Regions from separate parts of the Homo sapiens genome. Here region 1 is linked to region 2. The links are chromatin loops, found by intact Hi-C in ENCODE. Cell type or tissue: heart right ventricle. All regions are shown on one strand. Each heading gives the region's core, and the rest is flanking DNA. Links, peaks and the distances in the headings are about the cores only. Region 1 has its middle 4.2 kb from the start of GALP. Region 2 has its middle 36 kb from the start of ZSCAN5A.

The links. A loop is a pair of places that touch in the nucleus more often than their neighbours do. Peaks named below come from ENCODE experiments on the same cell type or tissue, not always from the same donor. Only the 100,000 strongest peaks of a DNase experiment are listed, where the experiment ranks them.
Region 1: it touches region 2 in a loop (2.3-fold over the local background); 6 of 110 quality-filtered maps call a loop at or near these places.

The regions. Positions count from the first base shown.
Region 1 is chr19:56,169,093-56,174,468 of GRCh38, forward strand. No RefSeq gene overlaps it. Among named protein-coding and RNA genes, the nearest start is that of GALP, 4.2 kb to the right of the region's middle. RefSeq lists an enhancer at 2,871-3,000. In heart right ventricle, for the core only: CTCF peaks have their summits at 2,980 (motif pointing left) and 3,181; a DNase peak (open chromatin) is centred at 2,969; H3K27me3 peaks cover 823 bases.
Region 2 is chr19:56,348,297-56,353,672 of GRCh38, forward strand. It overlaps a transcript of ZSCAN5A not described here. Among named protein-coding and RNA genes, the nearest start is that of ZSCAN5A, 36 kb to the left of the region's middle. In heart right ventricle, for the core only: CTCF peaks have their summits at 2,365 (motif pointing left) and 2,569; a DNase peak (open chromatin) is centred at 2,357.

The DNA.
Region 1 (5,376 bases), core at 102-5,101, 180 kb before region 2:
GCAAGAACATTCCAGGCAGAGACAATGGCAGAATGCACTCTCTTTTCCCACTCTTGTCAACATTCTACCTGCTTTTCAATTTAACTAATATCATCTGTGCACCTACAGAAAAAACAAAAGCCAGCTGGGCACGGTGGCTCACACCTGTAATCCCAGCACTTTGGGAGGCCGAGGCAGGTGGATCACGAGGTCAGGAAATCAAGACCATCCTGGCTAACACGGTGAAACCCCGTCTCTACTAGAAATACAAAAAAAAATTAGCCGGGCGCCGTGGCGGGCACCAGTAGTCCCAGCTACTCAGGAGGCTGAGGCAGGAGAATGGCGTGAACCCGGGAAGCAGAACTTGCAGTGAGTTGAGATCGTGCCACTGCAGTCCAGCCTAGGAGAAAGAGTGAGACTCCATCTCAAAAAAAAAAAAAAGAAAAAACAAAAGCCAGCTGGGCACAGTGGCTCACACCTGTAATCCCAGCACTTTGGGAGGCCAAGGCTGGCGGATCACCTGAGGTCAGGAGTTTGAGACCAGCATGGTCACCATGGTGAAAGCCTGTCTCTACTAAAAATACAAAAATTAGCCAGGCGTGGTGGTGCACACCTGTTATCCCAGCTACTCGGGAGGCTGAGGCACAGGAATCGCTTGAACCTGGGAGGTGGGGGTTGCAGTGAGCCGAGATCGAGCCACTGCACTCCCAGCCTGGGCGACAGTGTGAAACTGTGTCTCAAAAAAAGAAAAAAAAAAAAGAAAAAGAAAAAACAAAAGCCATAAAGATACAACTCAGGCTGGGCGCGGTGGCTCATGCCTGTAATGCCAGCACTTTGGGAGGCCGAGGCAGACGGATCATGAGGTCAGGAGATCAAGACCATCCTGGCTAACATGGTGAAAAACCCTGTCTCTATTACACACACACACACACAATTAGCCAGGCGTGGTGGTGGGTGCCTGTAGTCCCAGCTACTCGGGAGGCCGAGGCAGGAGAATTACTTGAACTCGGGAGGCAGGTGTTGCAGTGAGCCGAGATCCAGCCATTGCACTCCCAGCCTGGGCAACAGAGTGAAACTGTGTCTCAAGAAAAAAAAAAAAAGAGAAGAAGAAGAAAGAAAAAACAAAAGCCAGAAAGACACAACTCAGCCCACCAACATGGGAGAGCATGTCATTTCCCACCTGGGCGCCTCCGGTGTACACTGTTTCCCGCTTTCCTTCTGATTCAAGGTCACGGGAGGCTGCTGGCTGCTTCTGCACTCTTGTTTTTGTAACTGGATGTCCGGGACCTTTGGAAGGCGAAGGCACCTGCTTATTTCATCTCCTCCCCACCGTTGTCATGGGCCAAACTCCAGGATGTCCTTCCGCCCTGGTTAGCTCCCGCCATGAGTCAGCCCTCTCCTCTCCACGTGCCCCCACTTGAACCACTCCTGTGAATGCAGCGTCAGCATCGATGATGTATTTCACATGCAGCTCTCAGCTTTGGACATTGCGTTGGCTCCCCTTCACTCTGACTCACCTTGACTCTGCACAGAAATGCTCCTGGGAGAGAACGCTGACACTTCTCTTCCTGACTGCAGATTCCCGTCCTGTGGCCGCTTCCACATCTGAATCTTTCCAATAGTGGGATTTTCAGCCTCACCCACCCATGCCTCTTTGAAAAGCTAAGAATGCAACCCCTCTTGTTCAATAATTCAGTTAGGTGTTTCTAGCACATGACCAATACTTAGGTCTTTTCCAGCCCCTCCCATGAACTTTCCCTAAAAAATGTAACTTTCTCAAGTAAAATGGGAATCTTTCTGTGGTGCTGGTGGGACTGAAAACTGGTATGTGATTGTCGAAAGGCAATCTGGATGTGTATACTAAGAATCCCAGAGGCTGGGCGTGGTGGCTCACACCTGTAATCCCAGCATTTTGAGAGGCCGAGGCAGGTGCATCACCTGAGGTCAGGAGTTCAAGACCAGCCTGGCCAACATGGTGAAACCCCATCTCTACTAAAATACAAACAAATTAGCTGGGCATGGTGGCAGGTGCCTGTAATCCCAGCTACTCAGGAGGCTGAGGCAGGAGAATTGCTTGAACCTGGGAGGCAGAGGTTGCAGTGAGCTGAGATTGTACCATTGTACTCCAGCCTAGGGAACAGAGCAAGACTCCGTCTGAAAAAAAAAAAAAAAAAAAGAATCCCAGAATGGTTATACCTTTTGACTGAGTTGCTTTTCTTCTAGGACTTAAACCTAAAGGATTCGTCAGAAATTTGTAGGAATGGCACTAAAAAGGAGTGAACTGTTGACACACACCACAGCGTGGATGAATCTCATGCACTAAGTAAAAGAAGTCAGACTGAAAAGGCTGCACACTGTAGGATCCAGTTTGTATAACATTCTGGTAAAAGCAAAACTTTGTTTTTATTTTATTTTTACTTTTGAGATGGAGTCTCGCTCTGTCACCCAGGCTGGAATGCAGTGGCATGATCTCGGCTCACTGCAATCTCCACCTCCTGGGTTCAAGCGATTCTTCTGCCTCAGCCTCCCAAGTAGCTGGGATTACAGGTGCACACCACCACGCCCAGCTAATTTTTGTATTTTTAGTAGAGACGGGGCTTCACCATGTTGGCCAGGCTGGTCTTGAACTCCTGACCTCAGGTGGTCCACTCGCCTTGGCCTCCCAAAGTGCTGGGGTTACAGGCGTGAGCCACCGTGTCTGGCCTATCACAAACATTTTTTAAATAACAAATTAGAAAAACACAACCACAAGGAAACTGTGGGATGTGGTGATGGTGTCAGGGACGTTTGTGTCCACACTCGTCACATGGTAACATTACGTGCGTTTTTGGTACACCAATTATACCTCAATAATGTGGTTTTGAAAATAAATCTAACTCAAATGGCTTAAGTGTGGCAGGGAGCAGGAAGCGCAGAGGTGGGGGCCGCCAGGCTCCCAGGCCCAGCTCCCGGTGTTTCCCAATGCCTGGGGCTCAGCTGCGGCCTGGGCTTTACGCCCCCTCCTGGCGACAGAAGACATAGCGGCTCCCCGACTTCAGGCTTCTCCCACAACATCCAGGAAGGGAGGAAGAGAGAGGAGGGGGAGAAGGAATGGGGGCAAAGGGAGAGGGGAAGCGGGAGACAGACCAGAGAAATGAAATGTGGTGAAATGTAAGCATTTGGAAAATCAGAGTATCTGGGAATTCTTTGGGCAACTTTCCTGTAAGTCTGAAATTACTTCAAAATTAAAAAAAAAATTAAGGGTTGGGCGCAGTGGCTCACACCTGTAATCCCAGCATTTTGGGAGGCCGAAGCTGGAGGATCACCTGAGGTCAGGAGTTCAAGACCAGCCTGACCAACATGGTGAAACCCTGTCTCTACTAAAATATAAAAATTAGCCGGCCATGATGGTGGGTGCCTGTAATCCCAGCTACTCGGGAGGGTGAGACGGGAAAATCGTTTGAACCCGGGAGGTGGAGGTTGCAGTGAGCTGAGATCACACCACTGCACTCCCGCCTGGGCAGCTGAGCAAGACTCCGTCTCAAAAAAAAAAAAAAAAATTAAGGGCCAGGTGCGGTGGCTCATGCCTGTAATCCTAGTACTTTGGGAGGTCTCGACAGGAAGATCACTTGAGTCCAGGAGTTCTAGACCAGCCTGGGAAACATAGCAAGACTCGATCTCTATAAACAAACAGAAAAACAAAAATTAACCGGTTGTGGTGGCACATGCCGGCAGTACCAGTTACTCGGGAGGCTGAGGTGGGAGGATTGCTTGAGCCCAGGAGGTCGAGGCTGCAGTGAGTTATGATTGTGCCACTGCACTCCAGACTGGGTGGCAGAACAGGACCCTGTCTCAAAAAAAAAAAAAAAAAGAATAAATTTTTAAAATAAATAAAAACAAAAAGTAAAAAAATTGAAAGGAAACTCCAAGGGGAAAAAATAAGTTTAAAAAGAACAAGGAGGCCAGGCACGGTGGCTCATGCCTGTAATCCCAGAACTTTGGGAGGCCAAGGTGGGAGGATCGCTTGAGGTCAGTAGTTCCAGACCAGTCTGGCTAACATGGTGAAACCGTGTCTCTACTAAAAATACAAAAATCAGCTGGATGTGGCGGCACACGCCTGTAGTTCCAGCTACTTGGGAGGCTGAGGCAGGAGTATCGCTTGAACCTGGGAGGCAGAGGTTGCAGTGAGACTCCATCTTAAAAATAAACAAATAAATAAAAGAGCAAGGAAGCTTTGTTTTTAGTTTCTTTTCAGAAGTTCCCCAGCAAATGTCTTTTCTACTCTCCCTGGCTGGAATGGATTGTACACAGGAACCTGGTACATGTGGGCGCCAAGGTACCTACCCACACTGAAGGAAAGAGAGAGGGAAGGATCTGTTCAGATCCCAGTCTCCTTCTCACCCCTAGGCCAGGCATAGAGTCCACACCCTCATGGCATGTGGGGCGCCTGGAGGAGCTGCAGGCATTTAACTAAAAGCCAGCCAGATTCATCTCCAGCCAGAGCCAGGTGGATGCTGGGTCAGAAACTGCAGCGTCCTCTGAAGGAAAGGGTGCTCGTGTCTGTAGCTTGCATTTACTAAGAGGGACACAGACTCAGTTACAGAAATGAGAAGAAAGATGGCCGGGTGAGGTGGCTCACACCTGTAATACCAGCATTTTGGGAGGCCGAGGAGGGCAAATCACCTGAGGTCAGGAATTCGAGACCAGTCTGAACAACATGGTGAAACCCCATCTCTACTAAAAATACAAAATTAGCCAGGCTTGGTGGCACACACCTGTAGTCCTAGCTACTGGGGAGGCTGAGGCAGGAGTATTGCTTGAACCCAGGAGGTGGAGGCTACAGTGACAAGAGATTGTGCCACTGCACTCCAGCCTGGGTGACGGAGTGAGACTCCATCTCAATAAAAAAAAAAAAAAGAAAGAAATGAGAAGAAAGTGACATTGTGACATTTCTTGCACCACATTTGAGTTTTGCGTGTGTGTGTGTGTGTGTGTGTGTGTGTGTGTGTGTAAGAGAGATAGAGCAAGCTTTGGACCTACCCCGTTTACTTTTCACAAACTAGCTAATGGGCAGTGAGGCAAGGACTTCCCACTGTTTCTCTGACCCTCCATTGGGCTCCAGGTAACCCAGCTTCAAGCTCTCAGCGTCGCCTCCTCAGTCCTGTCTCCCGTGCAGTGGGCGTCACTCCCTCCTCCTTTCTCCTTCCCAGCAAAGCCATTCACACCTTCTTGTCAGTTTGTCTTCTATAAAAGCTTCCCCCTCCTCCTCCTCCCCTGCCCACTCCTCCTCCTCCTCCTCCTCCTCCTCCTCGTTGTTGTCATCCTCTGGATGAGAAGTGAGGGACTTGGAGAAACAGCGGAGGGGGCTCAGGAGCCCACCAGGGTGTCTGTAATCCCCCACGTCGTCTTCTCACTCCA
Region 2 (5,376 bases), core at 220-5,219:
ATCTCAGGAAAAAGGCTAATCCAATCTTTTTCTCAACCTTAGTTGACACACGCTTGCAAGCCATTGTCATGATAGCTCTACTAGTCAGAAAAGCCTCCAAGTTAACCCTAGGAAATAATTTAACTGTTTACAGCCCACATAATGTAGCAGAATCACGGTCCTCTAGGGGGAGCTCTTAGCTGACAGCCAGTAAAGCAAGATGTACATAAGGCAGGATAAGCAGTAGTCACTCTCCCCAGGCACAAACGCTCAATTAGCTGAGCTAATAGCTCTTACAAGAGCACCTAAATTAAGCAAGGGAAAGGCAGCTAACATTTACACTAACTCCAAGTATGCTTTCATAGCTCTCCATGCTCATGCTGGGGCCATTTAAAAGGAAACACATTTTCTTACCACTAATGGATCTCCTATAAAATATCACCAGGAAATTAGCAGGTTATTATCCTCAGTTTTTCTTCCACAAAAAAATAGCAAGGATGCATTTTAAGGAACATTAAAAGGAAACAAGGTAGCCGAAAGAAATAAATTAGCTGATCAGGCAGCTAAGTCAAAGGCATGAAAGCTTCGAGGTATTAACACACTTCAAGCCCCTTCTAATCTAAAAAGACTCTGTAAGAGAAATTAAACCTCAGTATTCCCCTACAAAAATAGAATAGACTACTTCTCTAGGGCATACTTTTCAGCCCTCAGGATGGCTACAGTCAGGATGGCAAACTCTATTTGCCAGCCTCCAGCCAATGAAAAGTTCTTAAAATCCTTCACCAAGCTTTTCACTTGGGAAAGGATAAAACTTATCCATGTGCTCAGAAATTGTTTTCAGGCAGGAAACCTCTAAATTGGTTAAGCATGTAACCTCTCTAGCTCACTTCCAGCAGGAACCACCTCTATTTAACCCAAGAAATTTGGTATTAGTAAAACTCTCACCTCTGTCACCTTCCCTAAGCCAAGCTAGGAAGGGCCCTACACTGTTGTTCTCTCAACCCCCTTGGGCAGTAAAAGTTACAGGAATCAACTTGTGAATACATCACGATCAAGCCAAAGCCTGCAAAGCTGAGGAAGCAACCCCTGACGGTCCAGAGGAATGTCCTCAATATCAGTGTGAAGAAATAGAAGATCTTGGCCGAGCGCGGTGGCTCACGCCTGTAATCCCAGCACTTTGGGAGGCCGAGACGGGCGGATTACGAGGTCAGGAGATCGAGACCAGCGTGGCTAACATGGTGAAACCCTGTTTCTACTAAAAATACAAAAACTAATTCAAATTAGCCGGGTGCAGTGGTGGGCGCCTGTAGTCCCAGCTACTCAGGAGGCTGAGGCAGGAGAATCGCTTGAACCCGGGAGGTGGAGGTTGCAGTTAGCCAAGATCACACCACTGCACTCCAGCCTGGGCGACAGAACAAAACTCCGTCTCAAAAAAAAAAAAAAAAAAAAAAAAAAAGTAGAAGATCTTAAGCTGAAAATCATAAAAGATAAGTAACTGAGTGAGGGCTACGCATCTTACTCAGTCCCACTCCTACCTTATCAAATACTTTTTATTATTTCTAAACTTTCCTCTCAAAGTTCACTGCCAAATATTAGAACTTCTTTTTAATGCATATTTGCAGAGAGATTTAATTATTCATAGAATCATATTTGTAACTTTGTAAATCCCCAAAGGGACATGTTATGTCTTGGCAAGTAAAGTTTTAAATGAAAATTATTTACTATGCCACTCTTGTGAAAATTGTTCTAGTCAAGCTACTATTTGCAATAGAACTAAACGCTGTGGCACTCACAATGTGGAATTCTGGTTGTAAAATTCTAATTGCTGTAATATTTTGCCAGATTATCATCCTTATAACAGGATTAATAATTGCAGGAAAAATTTAGTCAAGGTTGTTTTGCTTATAGCAGGACTAATAGTTATGGATAAGAAGCATGAAAGTTATACCATCACTAAGTTTGAAAAGACTTTTTACTAAAGGTTGGTAATATAATACACACTATGAAAAGGTTATAAAGGAAGAGATTTTATGTACGGAAGGATTTTGTATGGTAAATTCTTGTACTAAAGGGAAATAACCGGTTGTTTAAAGAAAGGATGTTTAGGACAAATCAAAAAGTGTAAAGGTGTTGTAAGAAGGTTTATAAAAGTCATAAAAGAATTTAGTAATTAAAGGAAAGGAATTGTCAAAATTAACGCTAAAGTTATTTTAGCCACCCAATAATGTCTTTCTCCCAATCATATTGCAAGTTGTAAAAATGGCCTAGGCCTAAAGTTATTCTCTAACGGCAGATTAAGGGGGAAATGTCCGCTTTTCTCTAGGAAAAAGTTACCGCTATATTAACGTTTCTGGTAATGTACACCGACATCTAGTGGAGGCAAGCCAGTATTGCAATCCATTGGTGTAACTAAAAGGTGTCAAACTCTACTGTCAGTTATGGTCTAACAGGGCCCCCCACTAACGGTGGTAATTTTAATAATTGTATCCTAACCCTACATTTTAAATCTTCTTGTAAAATTTATATTTTTTCACCTTAAATCAAATAAAGTTTAATATTTTAATATTTTATTAAATAATGTTTTATTTAATAAAACATTAAATAAAGTTTAATAGAAGCAATTAAACTTTAAATGGTGCTGTGAGCTGAGCCACACACAGACATGCCATTCTTCTGAGAACCTCAGATCAACCACAGGAGAAGGCCCAATTGCTGTCCCCCCCCAACCACACGCCCCTTTTCAGCAGACAGTACCCAGAAAGAATCATCATCTAACACCCCCTAACAGCAGTTAGGTTTACTTCTCTTTGAGGGGGGGATATTACAGGAGTTATTAAGAAATCATTTTAGGCATACAGTAAGGGTAAAGGTTCTTGGTGAAAATTTTCCTGTAATAAGAAATCTCTTTTCTAACCAAGCAATCTCTTTTCTAACCAAAAAGGCGGCTTCAAGGGCCGGGCTGACAAGCTTTGATATGCAAATGCTGGCCACTAGAAACTGGGTCCACTCAACATGGTGATTCCCACCGTCTTCTCCTTGTTACCACCTGTGCAAAGTGTGAAGGCCACCTCCAAGTAACACCATGTGTTCAAACCATCATGGCAACCCACATTTGCATATTAAAAGGCTATGGCGGGAGGGCCTGGTTTCTCCCAGGCTACATGAATAACACACCTGGTCAAGCCAATCCTTTGGGCCCTATGCAAACCAGATACTGCCTCCTCCAGCCTCCAGATATAAGGGACTGTCTTTCTGTTGCGCACAGGGTCTATCTCTGTTCCTTTCCCATGTCTCAGTACGGGGGAGCTGTTCTCTTCTTTCTTCCTTCTTACTTGCTATTAAACTTTTCACTCCTTAAAACTACTCCACATGTGTCCATGTCGTTAATCCTATCAGCACCAGACCAAAAAGCCTGGTAATCGTCCAGTCATCGGAGCTGTATCAAAATGAACTTGGGCTGCTCTGTCCCAATGTCTCCATCCTTTGCATCTTAACCTGTCGCAGAACAAGAAAAGTGGTGCCGCTAAGATTGCACAGGTGCAGCGAATACGAACCTGGGAAGACTGTGGTGTTTCTTTAGATGGCTGGTGGATCTATCTGGATTGAAGGGATTCCTTTTCCCAGCAATAATTTTACAGACCTGAGACGTTTGCAAGATGAAATTGTGTTGCGGGATGAAGATGTCATTACACTTTCTTACCCAAAGTCAGGTAGGGAAGTGGGACCCGAAACTCAGGAAGGGATGCGGTGAAGATACTGATGGAGTGCCTTCTTTATGCCCTGCGCTTGGGTATGCTTTGGTGGATAGTGTGGGGTTTTTTTGTTTGTTTGTTTCTTTGTTTTTGAGACGGAATCTCGCTCTGTCACCCAGGCTGGAGTGCAGTGGCACGATCTCAGCTCACTGCAAGCTCCGCCTCCTGGATTCACGCCATTCTCCTGCCTCAGCCTCCCAAGTAGCTGGGACTACAGGCGCCGATAGTGTGGTGTTTTAACAAAGCTTCTACTCAGAGAGACGGATTAAACCAGACAATTAAACATAATGCAAATGAATGTGATTACTGGGGCACTGTAGAGACAGAGAGAGACATGAGATCCCACAGAAGCTAAGGCAGATTTAAGTGATCATGCAGGATGGTTAGAAGGGACTGATTATTGAAAGAATTTCGGTGAAAAAATAAACATTTATCCTTAGATGCTGAGCGTGAATGTGAGACTGTTAGATGTAAAAGAAAAAATATTCTGACACTTGGGTAAATGGTGAGGAAGAATATTCAAGACAATTGCAACAGGGGAGAGAGACCCAACTCTGAATATAGCAATGATAGTTGGTTTTTTGTAGACAATTATCAAAGTAAGGCGGTCAGTGGGTGGGAAATTACAAAGAACAACTTGATTAGGTATCAGGAGCAGAATCCTTGCTAAAGGCAGGCCAAAGATTTAGACATTAAGAGTGGAACATGGGAAATCTGATCAGGTATCAAGGATGGGGGGATTCTCATTACCCTTGTTGAAACTGGGTGCAACACAGTTTCAACACAGATGTCCAAAGTCCAGGCCTAGTCAGGAAGAGGACTCAGGGAAGCCCAAGTCAAGTCTGGTCGAGGAGAAGGTCTTTGCCAGATGGCAGTGTTTCGATCTATTACACTACAGACATTGTGGGCCACATAATACATTTTCAGGGGGAAGAGGGCTGTCCTGTGCATTGTAGGATGTTTAGCTGCATCCCTGGCCCCTGCCCACTGGAGTCAGTAGCATACTCAAGTGTGATAACTCAAAATGTCTGCAGTCACTGTTAATTTTCCCTTGAGGTGGACACAGTTTACCCCAGCTGAGAACCGCATGGATGAGGAGAAGGCACATACATATGCCTGAGGTTTCAGGCAAAGAATAGTAGACATGTGTTGGTGTCATGCATTGAGGCAGAGATCGCTGGTGGAGAAGCACATACAGGGAAGCTGGGATTATCGAGTGTAACGGATACTACAGTGTAACTAGAGAAAGAATATGAAAGGTGGGAAAATGGGAGTGAAAATATTGTAATATTTAGCAAGTGCATGTGTGCAGTGGTTCAATGGTCTATTCTGTGCATTAAGACTATTTGGTGCCATTGTTTTACTGGGCTGAGCTTATTTCACTTAACATAATTTCTTCCAGTTCCCTCCCTCCATGTTGGCTGCACATGACAGTTTTGCTCTTTTTAAAATGATATTGAGGCCGGGCGCGGTGGCTCACGCCTGTAATCCCAGCATTTTGGGAGGCCGAGGCGGGCGAATCAGGAGGTCAGGAGGTCAGGAGATCGAGACCATCCTGGCTAACGGCGGTGAAACCCCGTCTCTACTAAAAAAAAATACAAAAAATTAGCTGCGCGTGGTGGCAGGCACCTGTAGTCCCAGCTAC